Regions from separate parts of the Mus musculus genome. Here region 1 is linked to region 2. Evidence: chromatin contacts called from ENCODE Hi-C or POLR2A ChIA-PET data. All regions are on one chromosome and are shown on one strand. The core of a region is the stretch at or near the end of the contact, and the rest is flanking DNA. Distances in the headings are between cores, read along the strand shown.

The links. A loop is a pair of places that touch in the nucleus more often than their neighbours do. ChIA-PET counts read pairs that join two places held with the same protein, here RNA polymerase II (POLR2A).
Region 1: a loop to region 2 is called in a map of left cerebral cortex, with 2.3 times the contacts of the local background. The contact joins the promoter of Inhbb here to the enhancer-like site in region 2. A Hi-C loop is called at or near these places in 2 of 37 maps with a recorded cell type or tissue (both left cerebral cortex). POLR2A ChIA-PET finds 5 or more read pairs at or near these places in 2 of 5 experiments (Patski and embryonic stem cell).

The regions. Positions count from the first base shown.
Region 1 is chr1:119,420,441-119,424,174 of GRCm38, forward strand. Inhbb (inhibin beta-B) reads right to left here and starts at 1,808. Exons shown (of 2, transcript NM_008381.4): 1 at 187-1,808. The coding sequence starts at 646.
Region 2 is chr1:119,188,308-119,191,911 of GRCm38, forward strand. No RefSeq gene overlaps it. Among named protein-coding and RNA genes, the nearest start is that of Gm46144, 11 kb to the right of the region's middle. Within about 2 kb of position 1,409, at least 1 of the 3 ENCODE cell types and tissues checked has a DNase peak (open chromatin) inside an H3K27ac peak, as active enhancers do.

The DNA.
Region 1 (3,734 bases), core at 558-3,057, 230 kb after region 2:
CGCGCAGTATAGAAAAGGACTGCCACCCTGGGAAGCGCGCAAGGCCACCGCAGAACGTCTCTGCCCGGAGCCTAAATGCCCTCGGGGCGTGCGGGCTGCAGAGGCGGTGAAGGCAGCAGGGCTTCCTAGGAGAAGGAAAAAGGGAGGGATCGCGGCCGCCTCTGGCTTCCCTGTGGCCGAACCCACCTGTCTCTGCAAAGCTGATGATCTCGGAGACGCGCTCCTGGCCGTCGGCGCCCGGGCTGGCGTGGCCGTCGAGGTGCGGGATCTCCACGCGGCCGTCCTCGCGCACCTTGCCGGCGTGCAGCTTGCGCAGGGCCGTGACCATGGCGGCCTTGGGGACAGCGTGCGTGATGTTGGGCCGGCCCCGCAACTGCAGGCGGCTCAAGATGTGTCTCTTCACCGCCTCCAGGAAGTCACCGTCCACCCGGCCCAGCTCCTCCGGCCGCCGGAAGCCGCCGCCGCCGCCACCGCACGACGTACAGGTGTCCTGCGAGCCACCCGGAGCTCCGGGTGGCGGGGGCGGGGGCGGCGCAGCGGGCGACGGCGGGGGTGTGGGAGAGCCCCAGGCCTCGGGTCCCAACCAGCCGGCCACCAGGAGCAGAAGGCAGGCGGCCCCCAACGCCCGACCGGGCAGCCCGTCCATGGTGCGCCGCTGGCGACGAGGGCGCCCGCCGCGAGGCGAGGCGAAGCGAGCTCAGGGCCGGGCTCCGGGCTCTGGGCGCACCGCCCCGCCCCGCCCCCGCCCGGGCCTCCGCCCGCCCGCCTGCCGGGAGCGCCGCCGCCGGCTCGCAGGGGGAGGGGGCCGGCCGGGCCGCGGGGGTTCCCGCGCGGCCGAGAAGGGGCGCCGCGGGGACCAGAAGGGAACGCGGGCTGGCGGTGAGGGGGTGGGGGGGACCGCCGGGTCAGTGGCGCGCTGACGACTCGGGGCGCCTAGGCATCTGCAGCCTGCCCATCCTCTCCGCGTCGAGGGCCACCGCAGCCCCCTGATCGGGGTGAAGCGAAAGCGAGGAGCGGCAGCAGCGGTGCTGGCACGGTGGCTTGGCTCGGCCGGGCTGGAAAGGTGGAGGGAAGAGGCGGCAGCGGGCGCAAGTCGCTCTGGAGACTGAAGCGAAGGTGCCGGAGACCCCGGGCGCGGCGCTGCGGAGGGCGCTGCGGCTGGGGCCCCGCGACCGCACCTGAGCGCCTCGCCCTGTCGCTGCTCGCAGCGAGGACACGGCCGCCCGAGGCAGCGGCGGTGATGGGCAGGTCCTTCTCCCCTGCTCCGGGCCGGCGGGAGGAGAGAGAGCTGTGCGGGGGAGCGCCGCTGCGCGGGCCCTTCTTACAGGAGGTGCCGAGCCCTCCTGGGCGGCGGGCCCTGCAGTCCTCCCAGCGCGTCACCCGGCAAAGTTGTCTCCAGGCTCCCCCGGGCGCCGCATCCACGGGCGGGCGAGCCGCGGCGCGCTTCTCCTGGGCCTCTGCTCCTCCCTGCTTCCCTGTGCCTGGCCGCCTGAGCGGGCCGGCCGGGGCGGCGGAGGAGGGAAAGGCGGTGGCAGGGCCCTTCTCGCCGCTGTCTCTTCTGCCTGCCGCGGCAGTGGCGGCCAAAAGTCTCTCTGTGTCCCCAGAATCGAGTGCCCTGGCTCGCGCTCCCACTGGCACACGCTGCAGGGCCGGGGAGAGAGCGAGTCGGCGGTGGCGGTGGCAGCAGCGTCCCCGCGCCCAGCCGTGGCTCGGAGTGCAGAGCGCGCCCGAGGAGTTCTTCGCTTTGCCTTCTCTTCCTTTCCACTCCCTGTTCTTTTTTTCCCGAGGGGTAAAAAAGCCGCACAATCTCCGTATGTGCGCGCGCGTTGAGATAGACGTTGGCAGGAAAAAAAGGGGGGAGGGGGAGTGTCGTCCGGGCAGTGCGGGAGGAGACGGTCCGCGCCTCCCTACTCGGGCGTCCCGGGGGCGGAGGGGGAGGCGGATTCTGCAGGTCGCTGCTGCCTGATCCTCCTCCCACCCCCTCTTCCCTCCGCTCTTTCCCTTTCTGCCTTGGCGAGGAGGGGCAAGAAGGTTCTCTCCACCCTGCGCCCCCCCCCCCGCGATGCCAGGCCACTTTTGCTACCTCGAAACTTTCCCACCACGTGAGTGCTCCAGACCCTCGCCCCATGGGGCGATGGATAAATGGCACCGACACGCTCCTGGTGTAGGATCCGGGTGCTTCTGGACACCCCTTACTCAGGGCCACGAAAGCCGCCCCCCGCCCCCGTCCCAAATTGTCGCCTTTCACAACCGGGACGGGCGACCCTCTCTCGCCGCAGCTGCCCCTAGAGCCTTCAAGGGACGATCTTTCGCTATCCAATCTGCTAGGTGGGGGTGGGGAGTAAGTTCGAATGCAGCAGAGAAGAGGTGCGGCTGGATGCCACCCTCGGGCTACAGCGCCCTCTTCTAGCGTCCGAGGCCGCTGTCCCAATGGGCGATGGGTTAACCCCCTGGGCTAGAAGAGTAAGGGAAGCGGAGGCTGCTGGAGGCTTGGCCAGCTCTGCTGTAGTTGGCCCGAGGGTCTACCTGCATTGTTTGGGAACCCATCTTTGAGGACCCAAGGTCTCTGGAGGCTCAGGGCTTGCCAGACTGTTGGGGTCTCCACTGTCCCATTCGTGTCTTGTCACACTTGGCCTCAGACAAACCCAGATTCTAATGAAGGGCTCAGGTACTACCGGATTTGAATCCAGTCCAACCTCACCTTGCCCTGCCTCTTTCTCTCTCTCTCTCTCTCTCTCTCTCTCTCTCTCTCTCTCTCTCTCTCTCTCTCTCTCTCTCTCTCTCTCTCTCTCGGCTGTAAAGGGGCACTGTGATACCTGCACCACACTGGTGCTTTGGGAGGTCCAAACAGACTAAACCAACCTCGCAGAAGCGGATATAAAGATGGTTCTGGGACGCTCTTCTGGCTGCCAGTAATGGGTGGGAGTCTGACTCCCAGTACTGACTAGAGAACTGCAAATGTACCCTCTTCTTTCTGTCTCTTTTCCCGACCCTACCTGGGTCTGGGACGACAATGCCCACGGGGCACAGTTCCCAGAGACCAGAACACATTGCCTGCAAACAGCCCCCCCCCCCCCTTCCCAGGACGCTTACCCACAATAGGCTCACCTAACGACAGGCAAGACTGAGAGGTAGACGCATGGATGGTTCTCTTTGGAATCGGGACAACCCTCCCTAAAGACACCTCAGACTTGGGGAGGGGGGTCGTTCCACCAACATCCATTGCTTCCCAACTTCCCAAGACAACCCTACCCTGTGGACCTTAGCCAGAACAGCAGTTCCGCGGAAGCACGAAAGTCTGGGAGCAGAGCGCCCCCTCTCTCCCTGTAGGAGGAACAGACCAGAAGTCTGCGGGGCAAAACTAGGGCGGGTCTGACTTAACCAACTCTGAGTCTGAAGCAAGAGCCCCTCTCCTTCCCGCCCCCGCAGAATCCAGACGATAATAGCCCTTCTGCCCTTAGGAGACCCATTCTTTGCTGTTCCTGTCCTGTGTCCTTTCCCCCGCCCTTTCAGGGTCCAGTGAGCCCTTGGGCAACTAGGAGATGCTCCTGGCAGCCTGTGACAGCCCAACCTGAATATGGTCCTGAGCCTACCTGCCCCACCTCAGACTTTTGTGTATACACTCCAGGCACAATACACAATCTGACCCTCTGGCTCTTTCTGTAAGCAGATCCACCCACTATTTGGCTATTTCATCCTTGGTCTTTAAGATTTAGCCCAGTCTTTCCTCCTGG
Region 2 (3,604 bases), core at 159-2,658:
GGATTTTAATAACACATATAGTTGAGTTTTCAATATTTATTTTGTGCTTGACATTTAATTTCAACCCACGTCAGCTTTCTTTTGGCAATATTCTGCTAAGGTTTTGGGGGTGTAAGGTCTCCACTACTCCTGCCCCAGCCAGGGTGATTGATTCTATCCATGATCAGCTTGCCAGCAATTGGAAAATGAACTTTCCTGTTAATATGTCCTTGAGCTAGCTCTGAAATAGTATAAGTCAAATGTGTTTGTGGTCCTAGACCACTTATGGTGGCCCATCTTCTCAGGGCACTGCAGAAGTATCATGGTAGCAAGAATTGAACATTAGAGTTTGGGGATGGTAGATTTTTCATAGGGTTCACTGGGGCCCATGGTCCTTTTGGGTAAGAGATTTATTTAAAAAGGTATTAATTCCATGGACAGACAGACAGACATCAGCAGCTCTGTTGAGAGCTTTGTTCCAGAGTGGGGGAATCCCTTCTTATAGGTCTCAGGAGACAGATTTATAGCAAAGATCCTGCAGCCAGGCTGTCCATGATTCTCGGGGCCTGATAAACCGACACTTAGCTTAAATCTGACAGGAGGTAGTGGTCAAAGAAATCTGTGAAACTTGGGAGGGGGTTGAAGATATCTAAACATAGCTGGGAAAGTGGCAGGCATTCCAGGCGGGAGCCAGGGAGAGAACACAGACGAGATGGACCCTGTGGATAAACATGGTCCTTTGGATATCCATATCCCTGTGGATACAGTACTTGCTAAGCAAACTTGAGGATCTGAGATTGGATTCTCAGCATCTACATGAAAAGCTGGGTGTGGCAGTATCTGTAAGCACTGGGTGTGTGTTTAAGGACAAGAATGTGAAGATCCTTTGAGTTGGATGGCCAGTCCAGTCCAGCTCCATCAGTAGCTCTACGGTCAGTGAGAGACCTGGCCCTTAAAAATGAGGTAGAAAACAACTGAGAAAGACACCTTAACATCAACCTCAAACCTTCTTGTGCATGCATGCACACACGTGTACACACATACATAGACACACAAGAACATGCAAACATACATACACTACATACACACAAGTAAGAAAAACAGCGCTAAAAGACAATCAATGGGGAAGGCACATCTGCTTTGGCGAGAAGCTTCAGGACAGGTTACACGGTGGAGGAAAAAATGGGAGGACAGGTTAGGACACCAAGGTCCTTGAGCCAGCAGCAGGAAGCCTGCTGGTGTTGACGCTGGAGGAGGGACCGTTCCCTCTCCCACCTGGGGTCCTTGGGACGGGGCCTCCGTGCGAAGGGCGGGGTGGAGTTTGGCAGATCCGCAGATGCCCTAATTAAGCCGCGGGTACGTTTCCCAACCCAACTGTCAACCAACGCGGCTGTGCAAGCCAGGAATGAATATTCCCAAAGCGCCAACAGAAGGAAGTGCTTCACAAAAACGGAGCCCGAGGGCGTGAAGGGAAAACAAGCCCTGTTCACACGCAGGCAGACAGCAGCCGCCGCTCAGCACAGCCCCGAGGAGGCGGAAACGCAAGCCTAGCAGAGACAGCTCTAAGCTGCTGAACCTCAACAGTTCCCTGTCCCAGGTGCCCGCAGGTGTGGAGCCCCTGAGAAGCAGAGGCTCCCTGCCCAGCTCTTTGTCCCCTCTGCTGACCTGTCAGATCTGATGTACCAGCCACACCCTTGGAGGGTGAGTTTATGGGGACAGGGTAGACAAGTCCAGGTCAGATGGTTGTCCTGGGGCAGTCCCCTTGCTGGGTTGCTCTTAGCCCAGCCTGGTTGACACCATTCCTTCTCCCTGAATTTGCCTGCCTCTGTCACCTTGGGCAAATCGATACTTCTTGGTGCCTCTTTTACAAAACTACCTCCTCTGAAAAATTGAGTTAATAACACTCCAGGGTGAAAGAAATCTGTATTTTACCGGTGCATGCCTACCTGTAGTCTTGATAAGCCTAGAGAAGCAGAGGAAAGTTTCTGTTGTCTCGATACAGGTCTTATGTAGCCCAGGCTGGCCTTACTATGAAACTGAGGATGACCTGGAATTTCTGATCCACCTTTCTCATTCCCACAGGTGCTGGGACAATAGGTTGCCTGTGGACCCAAGGCTTCCAGCATGCTAGAAGAGCACTCCTCCAACTGAGCCATATCCCTACTCTCCAAAGAGTGGCATAGAAAACTTCTTCCCCTAGTGTGAGAGTTTGCCTTCTGTTTTCTCAGTCACATGGGGCCACAATGGCTGCTGGGACACTGTTTCTCAAGAAAGAGAGAATCTTAGGACACCTCTGTCTCCGCTCCTCTGCCCACCAAGCAGTTGGCCTTCTGGGCTGACAGTGGCCCCTGGGGTAGGCCAGTCACCTTTCTTGGCTACAGATCCTTCTGGGCACCCAGGGTGCTGTCCTGGTTCAGATCTGGTGGTTCTGGGCCCACCCTTTGTTCTGCTTAGTCACCCTTTACTGTGTTACTGAGGAAAGCCAGACTCTGAACTTGAGGACTGACTGGTCCTGAGGCTCCTACCAACTCTGTGGTCCCAACAGAAGCTGCTCCTCTGTGTTATTCTTGGTGCTCCTAACATGCTCCCTTAAGGCCGTGCCTCTCAGCTGTGGATACAGATGCAAGGCTCTAGCATCCCTCCTCTCTTCTGACATGGCTTGGGTCGTCAGCTTTCCTCTTCCAGCTGGCCCAACACAGGCCTCTGAAGGTCAAGGGCCTCACTGACCCTCATGTTGCTTGCTTGTTGGAACCAAGACACCAGTCGATGTCAGGCTTGGAGAAGCTGTGGCCCAGTCCTCTCATGTTTCTGGGGGTTACAGGAGTCCAGAGCCAGGGAGGAAGCTTGTCTGCTGCAGGCTCACTGCAAATAACAAGGGCAAGAAAGATGGGAAGCGCCTTCTGGACTTCAGAAGCTGTTGGCACCTTCCTACAGAGACCTTGGAATGCATCTCTGACTGCATGCAGAATCATTAGGAGAGTCCTGACTCTGCTCTTGACCTCAGTGACCATCTTTGGGGGCCGGCTCCTACAACTTGGCAGCTGTGGGCATAGCTTTTGCCCTTTGTTACCTGCTTATCTTGTGGCAGTGTCAATACTGGCTGTTTAGATAATCTGTGTGCCATTGGCCTGTGTTTGAGGTCTTGAATTTTGCCCTCCTATTTGGGAAGGGGCAAAAGAATCTGGGACTAGGGAGACAGCCTGGCACTTCTGGGCATTCCTGGAAAGAGGGCAGCCTGGGAAAGCAATATAGTCTGGTTGGATTATCCAGTCACTCTGTTGCTCAAAGCTCCTTCCATACTCCTTTGAATACGAAACCTCACTCACATCTGAATCTCCTTTAAGAAATTGTGTGTGTGTGTGTGTGTGTGTGTGTGTGTGTGAGCGAGAGAGAGAGAGAGAGAGAGAGAGAGCACATGCTTACATGCACATGTGGTGCATGTGTAAGTGTGCTCACATGCCATGGCACATACATCTCACATGCAAGTGGAAGCCAGAGGTTGTTATCTTCCCTAATTACTCTTCACTTTATTTTCTGAGGCAGTCTCTCACTGAACCTGGACTTCACTAGTTAGTCTAGACTGGATGTCCTGCAAACTGATGGCACCTGCCTGTCCCCAGCTCCG